2 separate regions of the Mus musculus genome follow, and region 2 is linked to region 1. The links are chromatin loops, found by intact Hi-C in ENCODE. Cell type or tissue: left cerebral cortex. All regions are shown on one strand. Region 1 overlaps Skint6 (selection and upkeep of intraepithelial T cells 6). Region 2 overlaps Skint5 (selection and upkeep of intraepithelial T cells 5).

The links. A loop is a pair of places that touch in the nucleus more often than their neighbours do. Peaks named below come from ENCODE experiments on the same cell type or tissue, not always from the same donor. Only the 100,000 strongest peaks of a DNase experiment are listed, where the experiment ranks them.
Region 2: it touches region 1 in a loop (5-fold over the local background); 11 of 42 quality-filtered maps call a loop at or near these places.

What each region holds. Positions count from the first base shown.
Region 1 is chr4:112,862,510-112,867,509 of GRCm38, forward strand. It overlaps Skint6 (selection and upkeep of intraepithelial T cells 6), which reads right to left. Exons shown (of 49, transcript NM_001103199.1): 36 at 3,151-3,213. Among named protein-coding and RNA genes, the nearest start is that of Skint10, 90 kb to the left of the region's middle. In left cerebral cortex, no CTCF peak of the experiment used is centred here; no DNase peak of the experiment used is centred here.
Region 2 is chr4:113,571,890-113,576,889 of GRCm38, forward strand. All of the region lies in intron 42 of Skint5 (selection and upkeep of intraepithelial T cells 5), which reads right to left. Among named protein-coding and RNA genes, the nearest start is that of Skint6, 290 kb to the left of the region's middle. In left cerebral cortex, no CTCF peak of the experiment used is centred here; no DNase peak of the experiment used is centred here.

The sequences.
Region 1 (5,000 bases):
CCTTAGAATTTACTTGTTCCCAATTGTGTTCCTAATGACTAAATTTCCCACAATTAAAGAATCAAATATTTTAAGACAAGAGGCCTAGAGAGCTTGTTCATAGTATCTTTCCTTATGTAACTGTTTACTGAAACTGTATCAGCAGGCATTTACACATTTCTGGTATTTAGGTATATGGTGTTCTAGCAAATTAGCATGTTACATATCTGAACCAATATCAATTTTATCCCTCTCCACTTGTCCATAGGCGTTTCTTAGGCCTTTAGATTTCTCCTAACTTTTTGCCATAATATATTCACATTTTCAAATACCAATGCCCTTATCCTAACCTGTGTTACATCTAGGTCCCATATCATTTGTTTTACCACAAAAACCAATATAAGGTCATAATCACCGAAGTTTTCTACAGATCTTGTATAATCTTCATAAATAATGTTGGAATTATTTTTGCTCCCTAAGCTTTTTCTCAAGACCTTAAAGGTACTGAGCAATTTTTTTCTTTCCTTTTCAGAATGGTTCAATTGAGTTTGAATTTGGATAGCAGAGTATAGCACTTGTCCTAACAACTGCACTCTCAGTATCTGAATTCTATTGGGTCTACATCATGTATCACTATTACCAGCTGGTACATAACATGAGATATTTTAGTAAAATTGTCCCTATCATGCCAGTTGTCACATTCATCTTGGGTTGAACCTAGCAATCCATTTTGTATCTTTTGTCCTGCATATATCGCATCTTGAATGCTTGAACATTTTAAGAACTCCACCTAAGTAACAATGTAATTCAATCATACATATCAAAGACTTTCGACCTCCAAAAGGTCACCTCATTACATGGTGCATCTCAAAATTAATGAAGTTCAGAGCCAGAATATAATTATCTTTATATTTGTGTTTCCATAAACAACTTATTCACAACATTTTAACCTGATTATGCAAACACTCTGCTCCACAAAGTGGAAAATCATGATATCTGTAGTTTGGCAGTCTAATAAGTTAAAATAATAACTTACTTTTGCGTTCACCTTATGCTCTAAAAATTGATATTCTATGATTGATATTTGAATTAAACATCACAACCTATCAAACCATATGTTCATGTACACCTTTGTACTCCCATGTTTACAGACATCAAATAAAGTCTTCCACATGGTCATATTAAATTGAGTTATATCAAACTTTCACATCCAGCATAATGGTGTATATGATTCCTTAACGATTTTCTCTGAAGAATCTCAGTAAGAAGCTTCAAACAAAATGCCATCCATATAATAAACATAATCCAATGGATGCTTATCTATAAATTATGTTTGGTAGTTACTGCACAATGTCTTTTCTTGCTCAAATATTGACATAGAGTTTGACTATTTAGCATTCTCCATAGAAGATCTTTTCTCTACTATCTGTTTATGTGGTAAGTATGCACAATAGAGTAGAATTTTCTTTGTCTTTCTCATTATAAAAGGTAGTATAAAAGCAGTTGTTTAATAATTTTTATCAAGAACCAGGTGATAAAGTTGGTAGAGGAATTCCATGGCTTAAATGTTCATATTCATTGAATTATTCTACTCTCAACGTATTTATTTCTGAGTTGAACACCACCATTCAACCATATAATATGCTCATGCACAATTCTACTCTTCTGTTCACAGACATCAAATATAGTATTCTGCATGGTTTCTTTATACTGAGTTATATAAAATTTTCATATTGATACTACTGTGTATATTTGTGATTCCTAAAAGACTTTTACTTTTCCTTCTCTATTTATTTTTATATTTTTCTTTTGGTTTTTCAATACAGTGCTTCTCTGTGTTGTCCAGTCTTTCGTGGAACTCACTCTGTAGACCAGGCTGGCCTCCAACTCAGTAGTATGCCTGACTCTGCCTCCCAAATTCTGAGATTAAAGGTGTGCTACACCACTGCCTGGCTTAATTTTTTTTTCCCCCTGAGGAATCTTTATCAAAAGCTTCAAACCAATTATCATCCATTTAATAATACTAATTAATCGGATAATATTTCTATACATTATATCTGGCAGATATTGCACAAAACCTTTTCTTGCACAATATTGACATAGAGTTGGATTATTTAACATACCCCTTAGAAGACCTTTACCGGATATCTGTTTTTGGAGTAAGTAGGTACAATAGAGCAAAATATCCTTGTCTTTCTCAGTACAAACGGTAGTACAAAAGCAGTTGTTTTAATCATTTTCTATCAAACATTAGGCAATAATGTTTTTAAAGGAATTCCATTGCTCAAATGCTCATATTCATTGAATTGTTCTATATTCACCTCTAAAATAGGTTTCATTTTGAGATTTTCTTAAAAAACATGCAGGTGATGCCCATGCTTTGGCAGATTCCTCTATATATTTACCCTCTTACTCTACTTGTTCCAGATGATTAAGCTGCTATCATATTTCTTTAGTCAACTGTTATTGATCTAACCGTACAGGCTTGTGAGGTAAACATTTTTCAGAATTGAGCTCTTGGCATTTCCATCTTAGTTCCTCCTTTAACATGGAAACACTGCTCCTGTTATATCATGTGACTGAATGATTGGAAAAGTCTAGGGTTGATTTTCATGCAATATATCAAGGTTTTCCACTATTGCATACACAATATACCCAAAATTCCTCAGTGTCTATTCCTTGAATCTCAATAATATTAACCATGCACCCCAGTTGTTAAAGATGCTTTATGCATAAATTTATATTCAAGACATCAATACATTCCCCAATTTCACCTTTTTATTCTACTGTCACATATTTAATTTCCATAACTTTTTTAAAAATTCTGTGATAACTTAGGACTTATTATTAAGTGATTATTAGCCTTTAAAGGGCGTCACTCTGAGTTCTAATAATTCTGTGAAATCAAACTTTCATAACATCTGATTTTCACCTTGTTTCCTAATAAAATTCGAACTACTTGAAATTTGAATTTTGTCATTGGAGATTTAACAAATGAAAATTAACACACTTTATTGTACTTCCAAACATTCCTGTTGTTCTCCTGGATTAGATTTTCCTGAGAGCAGGGACATATTAGCAGCTGGACACATTCACTAATGCCATTAAACCTCATCTCATTATTCAGAGACCAAAGGTTTAATTTCTGTTTGATATCTTCAATGATGATACCTTGATGCACGCTGGTTTTTTGAAGAATCGGATGAATTATATTCAACAGGAAATATTTTACCCCTAAGGGCAAAGGACAATAAATTCAATTAGTGATTATTATACTATAGAGTTTTGGTAGTAAAATGTAAGATGTTTAACTTTTCCCAAGTCTAGAGCAACACTGCCAGCAGTAGCATGCATTAGATATGTAAACCTCATTGAAACATTTCTGCCTGCTTATTTTTTCTGGTGGACAAGAGGAAAGTGGTCAGTACTTTTTGCTGTGTTGCCTACAGCTAGGTCCTCATTTCATCTTCAAATGGCAGGAAGTGTCTTTGTGTCCCTCCCTTGGATCTATACTCAGAGTTCCAATAGTAACCCTTCCCTCATCAAAAGAATACACCCTCAAAAACACTTAGAATAAGAAGCTTTTTTTCTGATTTAAACATACCACAATCATTGCCCTTAGAATTCACTTGTTCACAATTGTGTTCCTAATGACTAAATTCCCCACCATAAAAGTACCAGATAATTTAAGACCAGAGGCCTTGAGCAGTTTTTTGACAATATCTTTTTTTTTATGATCCTGCTTACTCTACCTGTATCAGCAGGCATTTACACATTGCTGATATTTAGGTATAGGAATCACTAGCAAATTAGCATGTTACATATCACAATCAATATCACTTTTATCCCTCTACACTTATTCATAAGTGATTTTTAGTTTTTTAGATTTCTAATAACCTTTTGCCATAAGATATTCATATTTTCAAACACAAATGCCCCATCCTAACCTGCCTTGCATCTGGTTCTCATGTCATTAGGTGTACCACTGAACCAATATTAGGTTATAATCAGTGAAATTTTCTACAGAGCTTGTATAATCTTTGTAAATATGGTGGGAATTATGCTTACTCCCAAATCTTTTTCGCAAAACTTAAAGGTACAAAGCAAAATTATTCTTTCCATTTCAGCATGGTTGAATTGTGTTTGAATTTGTATAGCCGAGTATTACACTTGACCTAACAACTGATCTCTCAGTATCTTCATTCCATTCAGTCTGCTTCATGTGTCAATATTACTGGCTGGTAAATAGCATGTGATATTTTGGTGAAATTGCCCTATAATACCAGTTGTCATATTCATCTTTTGGTGAAACTAACAAACAATTTTGTCTACTTTGTCCACTATATATCACATCTCTATTGCATGATCTTTTAAAGAACTCAACCTAAACAACCATGTAAGAAAATATGAATATCTTACAGCAAAATGTTAGTAGAAACCTAAAGACCTAATCCTTCAAATACATCAAAGCCTTTTCGACCTCCCAAAGGTCACTTCACTATATGGTGCATGGCAAAACTAGTGAAGTTCAGAGCCAGAGTCATATTAACTTCATATTTGTGGTTCCATAAACAACTTATTCACAATGTTTTAACCTGATTATGCAAACCCTCTACTCTACAAAGTAGAAAATCATGATATCTGTAGTTTGGAAGTCTATCATTTAAAATAATAACTTCCTGTTGCATTCACCTGATGCTCTAAAAATTTAAATTCTAAGATTTATATCTGAATTAAACACCACGACCCATCCAAACCATATGATCATATACACTCTTCTACTCCTCCGTTCACAGACATCAAATGCAGTCTTCTCCATGTTCATATTAGATTGAGTTATATCAAAGTTACACATCCAGCATACTGGAGTTTGCGATTCCTTAAAGATTTTCTCTGAAGAATCTCAGAAAGAAGATGCCAACAAAATACCATCAATGTAATAAAACTAATTGATTGGAGGATATATCTATAAATTATGTTTGGTAGTTATTGTACAGTGTCTTTTCTTGCTCAAATATTGA
Region 2 (5,000 bases), 710 kb after region 1:
GGCAGGGGTGTCCCTCTCTTGGATCTATACTCACTGTTCTAATAGTAACCCTTCTCTCATCAAAAGAACACACCCTCAAAAACACTTGGAATAAAAAGCTTTTTTTTTTTCCTGATTTAAACCTACCAAAATCATTGTCCTTAGAATTTACTTGTTCACAATTATGTCCCTCATGACTAAATTTCCCACAATAAAAGTACCAGATAATTTAAGATAAGAGGCCTAGAGCAGCTTGTTCACACATCTTATTTTATGATGCTGTTTACTGTAACTGTGTTAGCAGGCATTTACACACTACTGACATTTAGGTATAGAAAGACCTAGCAAATTAGCATGTTACATATCATAACCAATATCAGTTTTATCCCTCTCCACTTGTTCATTAGTGGTTCCTAGGCCTTTAATATTGTACTATCTTTTTGTCATAAGATATTCATATTTTCAAACACCAGTGCCCTCATCCTAACCTGCCTTGTATCTGATTCTCATGTCATTAGGTGCACCACTGAAACCAAAATAATGTTGTAATCTGTGAAATTTTCTATAGAGGTTGTATAAGCTTTGTAAATAAGGTGGGAATTATGCTTATACCCAAAACTTTTTTTTGCAAGAACTTAAAGATGCAAAGCAAAATTATGCTTTCCATTTCAGGATGGTTGAATTGAGTTTGAATTTTGATATCAGAGTATAGCACTTGACCTAACAACTGCTCTCTCAGTATCTTCATTCAATTTGGTCTGCTTCATGTGTCAATATTTACAGCTGGTACATAGCACGTGATATTTTAGTGTAATCGCTCCTATAATTCAGTTGCCATTTTCATCTTTGGATGAAACTAGCAAATCATTTTGTCTACTTTGTCCACTATATATTACATCTTTACTTCATGATCTTTTAAAGAACTCAACCTTAACAACAATGTAAGCAAATATGAATATCTTACAGCAAAAATGTTAGTAGAAACCTAAAGGCCTATCCATTCAAATACATCAAAGCCTTTCAACCTTTCAAAGGTCACTTCATTACATGGTGCATGACAAAACTAGTGAATTTCAGAGCCAGAGTGCAACTAATTTTATATTTGTGGTTCCATAAACAGCTTATTCACAACATTCTAACCTGATTATGCAAACACTATTCTACAAAGTTGAAAATCATGATATATATAGTTTGGCTGTCTATCACTTAAAATAATAACTTCCTGTTGCATTAACATGATGCTCTAAAAGTTTAAATCCTAAGATTTATATCTGATTTAAGTACCACAACCCATCCAAACCATATGCTCTTCTACACTTTTCTACTCCTCTTTTACAGACATCAAATACAGTCTTCTGCATGGTCATATTAGATTGAGCTTTATCAAACTTTCACTTCCAGCACACTGGAGTATGTGATTCCTTAAAGATTTTCTCTGAAGAATCTCAGTAAGAAGTTGCCAACAAAATACCATCCATATAATAAAACTAATTGACTGGAGGATTTATCTATAAATTATATTTGGTAGTTATTGCACAATGTCTTTTCTTGCTCAAATATTGACATAGAATTTGACTATTTAGCATTTTCCATAGAAACCATTTCCTCTGATATATGTTTATGTGGTAATTATGTACAATAGAGCAACATTTTCTTTGTCTTTCTCAGTATAAAAGGTAGTAAAAAGCACTTGTTTCCATCATCTTCAATCAAGTATTATTTAATAAATTTTAGAGAGGAATTCCATGGCTGAAATGTTCATATTCATTGATTATTCTATGCTCACCTATAAAATCAATTAAATTTTTCAGTTTTTCTTTTTTTTTAAATAACAAATGCATGGGACATTTGTTGTTTGGCAGACTCCTCTATGTATTTTGAATTAAGCTGCTCTTGTTCCTGATGGCCAACCTCCTGTCATATTTATATTTTCAAGAGTCATTGATCAACCCACACAGCCTGATGATATAATCATTATCAGAATAGAGCACTTAGTATTTCTCACATGGCTCCTCCTTTAATTTGAAAACTCTGTTTCTGTTATATCTTGTGACTGAAGAATTGGCAAAGGCTGGGGTTACATTTCATGTGATATATCAACATCTTCCCCCATAGGATCCACAGTATCACCTTAAATTTTATCAAATGCTATGTCTGGGATCACAATAATACTAACTGTACATCTTTTTGTTGTGAAAAAAGTAATTTTCCCATAAATTTAGAGTCAAGTCATTCACGTAAGGCCCTAACTTTCACATTTTACCTACTACTCTCACACATTTACCTACTCAGACACTTTTTTTTAATGCATGATAACTTACTACTTCCTATGAAATGAGTATAAGCCTTTTAAAGGAGCCATTCTGATTTCTTAGATTTGACGGGACCTTGGAGGGAAAGTGGACAGGGGTGAAGAAAAGACTGTAGGGTCAGGTGAATCTGAGCTGGTCTTGGGTGAGGGAAAATGACTGAAGACCTGAGGGCCAGCAGAAAGAATGAAACAGGCAACCTCATAAGATAAGGGGTTGGAAGGACCCTCGAGAATGCACCATAGACCTGGGAGGTGAAAGACTCTCAGGAATCAAAGAGAGGGACCTTATAAGAAAGGCCTGACATTAGAGAGATGGAACTTATAGAGCCCACCACCAGCAGGAAGACAGGGCAACAACTAGGTAGACTGGGTTCATCCCACAGTCAAAACTCTGACCCATTATTGTTCCTGTCTGACAGAATTACAGGAATGGAAAAGGAGAGAAATCTGAGGAAAAGAACATCCAGAGACAGGGCCAAAGTGGGATCCAGCTCAAGGGGAGTCCTAACTGTATTACTGAGGATAGGGAGCACTCAGAAAAAGGGACCTAACATACTGCATCCTGGAAGACCCAACTGTGGGTTAAAAATGGTGTCCTGTGTCTGGCCTAGGGTTTTGGCATTTGGGCAAGATGGGCCTTAGGAAGTCTGAGTGGGTACTCCCCACACATCTGCTGGGCAGGCTTCAGGATGTGAGTAGCCATGGTAAACCAGTCTGGTCTGGGGAGGTTCAGTTTGAGGCCCCTGCAGAACTGCTGGAATTGGCTCCAGGTCCCCAGGCCTACACAGAGGCATAGAAAAACAGTTTCTTGTTCTTTGATACCAGAGGTGCTGCTGGCTGTTATGGAAGAGATGAGAATGGTGTGTGGGTCCCTGATGCTGTCTGTAGCCCAGGGCTGAAGGGAAAAGGGCAGAAGGAATCATCTGGCTGGTTACTCTGGGGAGGATCAACTTTGGCTTGTTCTTTTGGCTGCTTGACTTGGGAGAGTCTATGTCCGGGATTGCAATGAGCCCTTTTGTTGGAGGTTATATTCAAGGCTCTTTAGAAGAAGACCTGCTCAACTGCTCCAGTACATCAGATTCCACTGTATAATCTTTGTATTTATGAGCTCCTGAAGCTTTTCCCAGGAAACTTAAAGCTGCAAAGCCACATTGTTCTTTCAATTTTAGCAAGGCAGAATTGAGTTGGAGTCTGGATAGCAGAGTATTACGCTTGATGTAACACTTACACTCTGAGTATCTTGATTCACTATTTCTGCTTTATGTATCATTATTCCTGCCTGATACATAAAATTTGATATGTTAGTGAAAATGACAATTGAATGCCAGCTGTCACATTCATTTTTGGATGAATTGAGCAGACCCCTTTCTCTACATTTACTACTTTATATCCCATCTTTATTACATTAAATTTTTAAGAACTCAATCTACACAACAATGTAAGTCATTCATATCCGCCAAAGCCTTTTCTATCTATCAAAGTTCACATCATAGAATGGGTCTCAGCAAAACTATTGCTGCTCACAGCTAGAATCTCATTACCATTATATTTGGGATTCTTTAAACACATAATTAAAAACATTGTAAACAGTCTAGGTACATGTAAATACTCTTATCCACAAAGAGGAAAACTATGATATCTGTAGTTAGACATTATATCAGTTAAAATACTAATTTTCTGTTGCATTCACCTTATGCCCTAAAAATTAAAATTCTGTTATTTATAGCTGAGTTAAACACCACCATGCATCCATACCATATGCTCAAGTACACATTTCCACTCCTCTGTTCACAGACATCAAACATAGTCTCCTGCATGGCCATTTAAGATTGAGTTAGATCAAACTTTCACATCCAGCCTACTGGAGTGGTTTGTGATTCCTTAACGATTTTTCTCTGAAGTATCTCGATCAGAAACTGCCAACAAAATACCATCTATTTAATAAAATTAATCGATTGGAGAATTTATCTACAAACTATGTCCTATGGTTATTTCATAAAGTCTTGTCCTGCACAAATTCTGTCCTAGAGGTGGTGTATTTAACATTCCCTGAAGAAGAACTTACCCTTGATATCTGTTTATGGGTGAGTAGTTACAATAAAGCCAAATTTTCTGTGACTTTCTCAGTACAAAATGTAGTTTTAAAAAAGCAAGTTTTTAAATCAAGTTTTATAAAGTATACAGGTAATAAAGAAAGGAAAATAATCCCATGGCTTTAATGATCATATTTGTTGAATTATTAGATCCTCACCTCTAAAATCTGTTATCACTTTCATATTTTCATTTTCTAAAAAAAATAACAAATGTTTGGGATGTCCATGGTTTGACAGACTCCTGTATCTATTGCCTCTAATTGCACTTGTACCTGATGGACAAGCTCCTAACATATTTTGTCAAATGCCATGGATCTATGAATACAGCCTTGTGAAGAAACCATTTTCAGAGTACAGCACTTGCAATTTCAGGCATGCCTCCTCCTTCAACTTGGAAACTCTTTTCCTGTTATGTCTTGTGATTGAACAACTGGCAAAAACTGGGGTTGCTTTTCATGAGATATATCAACATCTTCTACCAAAGCATCCAAAATATCACCCTAAATTTCATTAATGGCTATCTCGTGAATCACAATATTATTAACCATGCAAACCGCTGTTGTAAAAGATAGCATTCCCAGAAATGTATGCACAAGTCATCCACATAAGTCCCAACA